Regions from separate parts of the Homo sapiens genome. Here region 2 is linked to region 1. Evidence: read pairs that join two places in POLR2A ChIA-PET (ENCODE). Cell type or tissue: B cell. All regions are shown on one strand. Each heading gives the region's core, and the rest is flanking DNA. Links, peaks and the distances in the headings are about the cores only. Region 1 has its middle 20 kb from the start of RAB37-AS1. Region 2 overlaps SDK2 (sidekick cell adhesion molecule 2).

Region 1 (4,383 bases), core at 303-4,302:
CCAAGTCAAATAACTTACAAGTGGCTCAGGTAGACCTTGAAACACATTTGTCTGAGCCAAAATCCCAGTTTCCTCTCCATAAGTCACACGGCTTTCCTGCAGAGCCCCGCAGCCTCACGACCCAACCATATGTGACCTCAGCATAGGCAACACATGCAGCTGACCTTAAATAAATGCTTCTGGCCGGATGCGGTGGCTCACACCTGTAATCCTAGCACTATGGGAGGCAGAGGCGAGCGAATTGCCTGAGCTCGGCAGTTTGAGACGAGCCTGGGCAAAGTGGCAAAACCCCGACTCTACTAAAAATACAAAAAAAAAAAATTGGCTGGGTGTGGTGGTGCACACCTGTAGTCCCAGCTACTTGGGAGGCTGAGGTGGGAGGATTGCTTGAACCCAGGAGGTGGTGGTTGTTGCAATGAGCTGAGATCACGCCACTGCACTCCAGCCTGGGCGACGGAGCGAGACTCTGTCTCTAAATAAATAAATTAACTACCGCTTCTCACATGGGAAGATGAAGAGAAACTCTTGCACACAGACAACAGGAGACATGTATGTGAAAGTTCCCTGCAGTGCTGGTCACAGCAGATAAAAACCAGGCACAGCACACATGCCCTTCAGTGGAAGAATAGATGAAAGAAATGTGGGCTATTCACTCAGCAGAACGTTATGCAGCAGCCAAAACAACAGACATGCCACAATACAGAAGAATCTAAGCAACGTAATCTTAAATCAAAAAAGCAACCAGCCAGGCACATTGGCTCACACCTGTAATCCCAGCATTTAGGGAGGCAGAGGCAGGAGGATTGCTTGAGCCCAGGGGTTCGAGACCATCCTGGACAACATAGCAAGACCCCATCTCTACAAAAAGAAAGAAAAGGCCCGGTGTAGTGGCTCATGCCTGTAATCCTAGCACTTTGGGAGGCCAAGGCAGGTGGATCACCTGAGGTCAGGAGTTCAAGACCAGCATGGCCAATATGGTGAAACCTCATCTCTACTAAAAACATAAAAATTAGCCAGGCATGGTGGCACATGCCTGTAGTTCCAGCTTCTCAGGAGGCTGAGGCAGGAGCATCGCTTGAACCTGGGTGGCAGAGGTTGCAGTGAGCTGAGATTGTACCACTGCACTCCAGCCTGGACAGCAAAGTGAGACTCCATCTCAAAAAGAAAAAAAAAAAACTAACATTTTTTAAATGCATCTTTAGGAATGCATATAGATGCAATAAAACTACCTAAAAATGAAAGCAAAGGATTGATGGACAGAGGAATCAGGATGATTCTCAATTTGGGGAGTGAAGTGGGATGAGTATATGGTTAAATGTAGGTTATTGCCAAGGCCCTAGCTTTTGCTTTGGGTTTACAGAGCCTTATTACATTGGAATAAACCAATGAATGAAAGTGGACTGTCCACGGGTGAATGATGAGTGTCTCAGAATTCCATTATGATGATTGACCCAATTCTGAGCACCCTGAGGTCCAATTTAAAGAAAAGCTAGGTTAACCGATGAAGAAATGATTTGGCATGATGCATTATCAGCTCTTGGAAGGAGGGATTGAATTTTCTTCCTAGTTTTGATCCTCAGCTATGTGCCTTGAGGAAAACAATCACGAACGACAGCACAAAAGAGCCCAGAGAGAATACGTGAACTTGAACCCACTGATCACTGCGAGCAGGGCAGGTTGTTTAAGAGGGGATTCCATGGCCAAGTGAAGTGTGACTTCAGCAAACGCTCTCAAAACTATGATGCCTCCCACACAGAGAGCACACATGTGTGCATGCGCACACACCAGCCGCTGCTATGGAAGAAAAACACCTGTAACACCCACAGTCCAGGAGAAAACCTGAAGAGCAAATGCTTCTGCAAAGGTGACATGTGCATTTAAAATCACAGTATGATGCAAATGACATATCTTCTCTCCTAAAAGTATATTTCTCACATGGAAAAAGGGCTATGCCACATGAGAGAGAGGAAATAGAGCAGAAAGAGTGGCTGAGAGAAGTCCAGGTAAATTTTGCTGGCTTTTTATAATTCGACTGGCCCTCCCTGAAGACTGGGCAATAGAATTTCCTCCTCCCTGGGGCTGTTGAGCTTGTCAATTCTCTGATGACACAGTCACCAAGTTCTGAGACCCTGCTGGAGACAAATGTCCACAAGGAGGAGGCAGCGAGCTGCAAAGAGCCTGGCACTCAGTGAAGGAGCCTGCCTAGACGCAGCTTCTCCCACAGCCTGCAGCTGCTGTTCTCTGTGCTACAGGAGAGCACTACCGCGCTGATGACCATTAGAAGGACCACACGCTGAAGTCCCAGCTACTTGGGAGGCTGAGGTGGGAGGATCACTTGAGCCTAAGATGTCGAGGCTGCAGTGAGCTGTGATCACTCCACTGCACACCAGCCTGAGCAACAGAGACTCAATCTCAAAAAAACAAAAACAAAAACCAAGAAGGACCACAAACTCCCGGAGTCCTAGCCCATGGGGATAGTCGGATAGTCTCTTTCTCTTTCTCTCTGTCTTTTTTCTTTTTCCTTTTTTTTTTTTTTGAGATCGAGTCTCGCTCTGTCACCCAGGCTGGAGTGCAATGGCACGATCTCAGCTCACTGCAACCTCCACCTCCCAGGCTCAAGCAATTCTCCTGCCTCAGCCTCCCGAGTAGCTGGAATTACAGGTGCCCACCACTATGCCTCGCTAATTTTTTGTATTTTTAGTAGAGACGGGGTTTCACCATGATGGCCAGGCTGGTCTTGAACTCCTGACCTCAGGTGATCTGCCCACCTCAGCCTCCCAAAGTGCTGGGATTACAGGCATGAGTCACCGCGACCGGCTCCATGGGGGTGGTCTTAATGCCACAGGTTCCAGGTAAGAGTGGCTATTGTATGTCCCAGGAATGAGGGTGTTGGGGCAGATATGGCGATGTCACTGAGCACTTTCTGTACACTTCTGGAGAGGCAGACCCCCTTGGCGTCTCCTCCTCCTGATCCTGACTGAGTGGCAGGATAGGTTGGAACTTAGCGTCAAGAAAGTTCAGTGTGCCAGAGAGTTTTTCCAACTATGGAGCTAAAAGCACCAAACAAACCTCCACAGTCCCTTCCTGAGCCACAGTTCTCGGCTGATGATTCTATAAGCAGAAGGCAGCTGCAGGATGGCGGAAAGCGTATCAACGTGGGGCCAGACCACTAGGGACTGAATCTTGGTTCTGTCTGCCGTCTGCAGGATCCTGGTGATGAACTTAATGTCCCAGACTCTCACTTTCATCATCTATAAAATGGGAAGAATTATAGCCTCCTCCAGGGGAGTATTGGATAAGATTAAGTAGATAATACATGCAAAAGAGTCGATGACATCATGCGACACATTGGTGTCACAATAAAGGTTCACTTGTTCATCATGCATCCTTGTATCTCCCGGAAAGCACCCAATGGAGAAGGCAAACGACATGGCAGCAGAAGTCTGGCATCATGGGCAGGGCCTGGGCGGCCTTACAGAGGCTCTCTCTTATTAGAGGCTGCTTCTCAATGGTCAAAAAGGTGGCTCCTTGGGATGCTGGGACAGGAGAAGTTATCACTGGGGGACTTTTCTAGGGAAGGAAACGTTTGTGCCTAGTGGCCACTTCCTGGGTGAAGCCCTCCCCGAGTCCCACCTTCCTCCTCACCTCCAGGCAGAGCAAGCGGTCATCCTCTCCTCCAGACTTCTGGCACGCTCATGTTATTCACAATGACAGCTCCCATATTGAGCACTCAGTATATACCAGGCACTGGGCTTAGCACTTACCATGCATTCTTTCTTTCTTTCTTTTTTTTTTCTTTTTTCTTTTTTTTTTTTTTTTTGAGACAGGGTCTTGCTCTGTCGCCCAGGCTGGAGTGCAATAGAGCAATCTCGGCTCACTGAAGCCCCTGCCTCCCGGCTGAGGCGATTCTCATGCCTTAGCCACCCAAGTAGCTGGGATGACAAATGCTCACCACCACACCCGGCTCATTTTTGTATTTTTAGGAGAGACGAGGTTTCACCATGTTGGCCAGGCTGGTCTCGAACCCTGGACCTCAAGTGATCCACCTGCCTTGGCCTCCCAAGGTGCTGGGATTACAGGCTTGAGCCACCCAGGCCCGGCCGCATTCTTTCATTTAATCCTCATAATGACACTTTGAAAGAGGAAAGTGAAGATTAGCAACATGAAATAATAGACAAAGCTGCACAGATAACACACAGTGGAGTCAGGATGCAGACCCGGGTCTGCTGGGTCCAAGCTTGAGCTTTCAGCCACTGCACTACAATGCCTCCCTCATGCACCATCATGACCCTTATCCCATGATATGATCTTTCTGCACCTGTTAGTCACAAGCGGTAGACTGTCGGCTGTTTAGAGTCAGGAACTGTAGCTCTTTTGTCTATT
Region 2 (4,383 bases), core at 208-4,207, 1.1 Mb before region 1:
CCTTCGCGCCAGTGTACTCGCCATAAATTAATAGCGGTCTTCTTAATCAAATCTTATCTCCTCCTCGAGCCATAAACATATGGAGCTCAAGTTGGTATCTCTGTGCACCCAGCCGTGAAATTTAATTTCTGATGCTTCGGTGGACTGCAGGGGGTGGGTGGGTGGTCTTGTGTTGGGGGCCACCCAAACTTGAGTCCCAGAACCAGACCCCTGGTCGACCAGCTGGGTTGACTCAACCACCTCCCATGACGTCTGCAGGCAAAGCATGTGTGACTCTTTAAGCCTGAAGGTCCAGCAGTTTCGTTGCATGATTATAATCGTTGGCATTCTAAAGGCTTTCAGAGATTTTATCTCATCCGATTCTCATGCAAGCTCTATGAGGAGGAATAGGTTGGGAATATGAGCCCCATTTTAGAGATGGAAAAACTAAGTCTAACATGTTCTTTAGAGTCAGATCTGAATGGAATTCCTCCTCTGCTGCTTTCTAGCTGCCACTCTGACCCTCAGTTTCCTCATCTGTCCAAGGGGAAAGAGAATGCCTCTTGCAGCTTTGAAGTGCGAATGGGATTAACTGTCATATGTAAAGGGCTCGGTATGGTGCCTGGCCTGTGGCTGCTGCACAGGGTAGAGATATTCCACTAAGTGACCTGCCCAAGACTATCCACCCAGCTACAAATCGGCAGTCTGGGCCATAGGCTTCAACTCAAATTCCATGCCCTTGGAATTCCATCTCCAGGCTCTAGAGCCTGAGGTCCCCAGGCTAGGTCCCCTAGGCAAAATCAGCTCAGCTGCCCCCTCCTTCTGGCCTGTCAAATGCCCACCCCAAGTACATGTCCATAAGCCACTGGCCCGAGGTGGAGCCAGGAGCCTGGACGGGCCAGGGCAGAGCCTGGACAGAGGACACAACTGCCAGCCTTGCTCCAGCTGCCAAGTAACTTTGAGCCAATACCAACTGGGGCGCCCTCTGGCACGCCTCTGTCCCTGGGTCACTCCAGCATCACCACCCTACTTAGCAGCTGACAGTCTCCAGCAATTTCCCTTTGGCCGCAGGGTGGCTCGGGCCATCTCTGCACGTTATCTGTGTTACTGGGGCGTGACTCATGTCATCCTGGTGCAGGCTCATTCATAAATGAGACGGGACTCTGAGGCCACTTCTGGAGCTGCTTTGCCCATTCAGAGCCGAGCTCCGCAGCCTCTCCTGACTCTTCCAGCCCCGGGGGACAATCACCTTCCTATCTGAGACCCAGCGCTCTGGCAAACAGCCCTCTTTGTGCCCATCAAACCCTCAGGCCCGCTTCTCTGGATCTGGCTCATTACATTTCCCTGAACTGGCTTCTCCTTTCCTAACCACACAGGTGCTTTTAAAGTCTTCTCATTGCTTTGTGAGTCTGTTTTTGTTTTTCTGTAAAATCTTGAAGTCTGTTTACAATTCTTCACACCCTCAGGGAGGCATCTCTCTAAGAAACTCCCTGTCCTGTTATCTGCTCTTGGCATCCCATTAGCCACTCACTTCACCATCTCTAAAGCCCACCATGTTCATAAGACTCTAGTCCAGTGGTTTTCAAAGTGAGGGGAGGAGGGAGTCCCAGGAACAGCTGAAACAGCAGCACCTGGAAGCTTGTAAGAAATGCAAATTCTGGCCTGGCGCGGTGGCTCACGCCTGTAATCCCAGCACTTTGGGAGGCCGAGCCTGGTGGATCACCTGGGGTCAGGAGTTCGAGACCAGCCTGACCAACATGGAGAGACCCCCCCCCCTCCCCCGCCATCTCTACTAAAAATACAAACTTAGCTGGGCCTGGGGCTGCATGCCTATAATCTCAGCTACTCGGGAGGGGGAGGCAGAAGAATCATTTGAATCCGGGAGGTGGAGGTTGCGGTGAGCCGAGATCGCGCCTTTGCACACCAGCCTGGGCAACAAGGGCGAAACTCCATCTCAAAAAAAAAAAAAAAAAAAAAAAAAGAAAGAAATGCAAATTCTGGGCCTTGTCTCAGGCCTGATGAATCAGAAATTCTGGGTGTGGAGCTTGGCAGTTTGTGACTGAGCAAGTATCCCAGGTGATTCTGATGCACAGTGAAGTTTGAGAACCAGTGCTCTAGGCTGCTGGTTCTCATCAGGGCCAACTCAACTTTGCCCCCCAGGGGACATCTGGAAGCATTTTTGGTCGTCACAACTGGCATCTAGTGGGTAGAGGCCAGGGATCCTATGAAATACCCCGCAGTGCTCAGGACAGCCTCCTGCGGTGCTCAGGACAGCCTCCCCTCTAAGAACAATCTGGCCCAAAGTGTCAGTAGTGCGGAGACTGGGAAGTCTCGCTGTGCCTAGGGCCGGGGCGGCACAGTTCCAGGGCCAATGCACAAGCACAGCAGCTCTGGGTGACAACCGGACAGGCGTGGGGCACACTCCTCTACGTGGCGCAGGTGCCATACGCACTTCATTCCTGATGGCTCACTTTACAGAAGGCGCCAGATGCCTGAAGCACAGAGAAGCCACTAATCCGTGATCTCACAGCTGGTGAGCACCAGGGCAGGGTTAGGGCCCCAGAGCAAGTGAAGCCAGAGCCGGGGTCCTCCCTGTGATGCCACGTACTTGACCTTGCATGGAGAGAGGCTTGGTTCTTACTAAATGATCTGTTCGAGCAAGAAAGACAAACTGCAGGCATCACAGTCCCTGACTCACTCAGTCTAGTCAGTGGCTACTGTATGCTCCTCCCTAAGCCAATTATTCTACTGTGTGCTGGAGTAGTCCCAGGATGCAAGAAATTCACGCTCCAGCTCACAGTGATGAATGCACGTGAGTGCAGGTGCACACACAAACACACAACCCTGAAGGGCAAGGAGATGTCTCTTCTAGTCCCTCCCAAGGTGCAGAGTTGTAGGTGCTCAAAGCATTCAGAAAAATAGAATGGGAATGAGGGTGACCCTGTTGGGGAGCTGGGTATTGAGGTGTGGGGCAGATTTGCAGAGCTGGGAAAAGAGGCCGGAAAACCACAGGCAAGGGACGTGGCCTTGGAGTTGGACAGATGTGGCTCTGAATTCTGCTCCACCACTTCCAGCAGCGTGAAGCTTGGCCAAGCTGCTTACTCCACAAGCCTCCATTTCCCAATCTGCAAAATGGGGACATTGCTACTGGCTCCGCAGCCTTAGGCAGGATAAAAGGGGAAGCTCAGACAGGCACTCTGCGTCACTCTGTCCTATGTCAGCATCAGCTGGCCCTGACCAAGGATAATGCTGATCTGGTCACCACAGGCTGGAACCCAAAGTGGGGTGTGAAATCGGACAAGGCAGACAAGAGAGCAATAAGCCTCATCCCCAGGCAGCAGGAGGCAAGCCGCACATTTGGTTTTGAGCAGCCCCGCAGAGCCACTGCGGATTAGCAGGTGTTACAGAGGTGCTGAGTGCCATTAGCACCTAATTACGCCTTTGTCCTTGCTGTAATCAGGTGAACAGAGAAGGGACTGAAAAGGGGAGCGCCTTAAAGAGAAAGCAAGCAGCTGTCAGGCAGGAATCTCTTCCAATGTGTCCACTCCTCTCTAGAATGTGGCCTCCTTCCCACGGCCAGAGGGCCTGGGCCATTCAGGTGGCCAGAAAGGATACAGCCAGTTACAGACTCTTACATGCTGCCTCTTAAACCCACACGGAATCGAAGTCTGGGCTCATCAGGAAACAGGGAGCCGATGAGGGCCTTTGAGAAGGGGGAGGCAATTGACGAAAGAAGACATTTAGCAAGACGAGAATTGGACGGCTGTCTGCAGGGTGGATGGAAAGGTACGGCTGGACCAGAGGGGTCAGTTCGGAATCTGTTACTGTAATCCAGGCATGTGCTAATGCAGAGGAGTACCAGGAACACATGAGACTTGACAGGACCTGGCAACCAGCACCTCCTTCCCCGGCATTCGCTTCCCCTGTCGGAGATGATGCTGGAAAGCTCAAAGGTCCCACAAGAAGCACAGCAGCAACTTGAAGCTGACTTTGCTCGTTGCCAAGACCCGCACCACCTGCTGTGCAACACCATTGCTCTGCCCCGTCTGGCTCTGGGCTGCTCCTTCAGACCCTGGCCTAAGTAGTCTTTAACAGGGCACACCTGGGGAAAATACAGGTTAGTGACTCTAAGTCTTCAACACACCCTGAGAATGACCCTGGGTGGCAGACGCACCTGATTGTGTGTTCTGAGGTGGGGAATCTGGGCATGGCCAACCCGGAGAGTCACTCCTTGTCTATGAGAAACATCCGAGCCCTGGGCCCATCCAGAACATGGGCTGTGCATGGAATTGAGGCCCTGAGTTTTGGGTTAACTGAAGGTTGCCAGGTAGAGGTTGTTAAGGGTAGAGTGTTAAGTGGCCATGCTATGTAAACTGGTATGCCCTTTCCAAATGGTTGCTGTTT

The links. ChIA-PET counts read pairs that join two places held together with the same protein. Peaks named below come from ENCODE experiments on the same cell type or tissue, not always from the same donor. Only the 100,000 strongest peaks of a DNase experiment are listed, where the experiment ranks them.
Region 2: POLR2A ChIA-PET joins it to region 1 with 10 read pairs; 1 of 35 experiments calls an interaction of 5 or more read pairs at or near these places.

Annotation. Positions count from the first base shown.
Region 1 is chr17:74,655,454-74,659,836 of GRCh38, forward strand. No RefSeq gene overlaps it. Among named protein-coding and RNA genes, the nearest start is that of RAB37-AS1, 20 kb to the right of the region's middle. In B cell, for the core only: CTCF peaks have their summits at 2,143 (motif pointing right) and 2,342; a DNase peak (open chromatin) is centred at 2,158; H3K27me3 peaks cover 455 bases.
Region 2 is chr17:73,586,453-73,590,835 of GRCh38, forward strand. The region is part of intron 1 of SDK2 (sidekick cell adhesion molecule 2); the gene reads right to left. Among named protein-coding and RNA genes, the nearest start is that of SDK2, 56 kb to the right of the region's middle. RefSeq lists enhancers at 1,940-2,443, 2,444-2,948, 2,949-3,452, 3,453-3,957. In B cell, for the core only: no CTCF peak of the experiment used is centred there; DNase peaks (open chromatin) are centred at 2,049, 2,649 and 3,148; H3K27ac peaks cover 2,770 bases.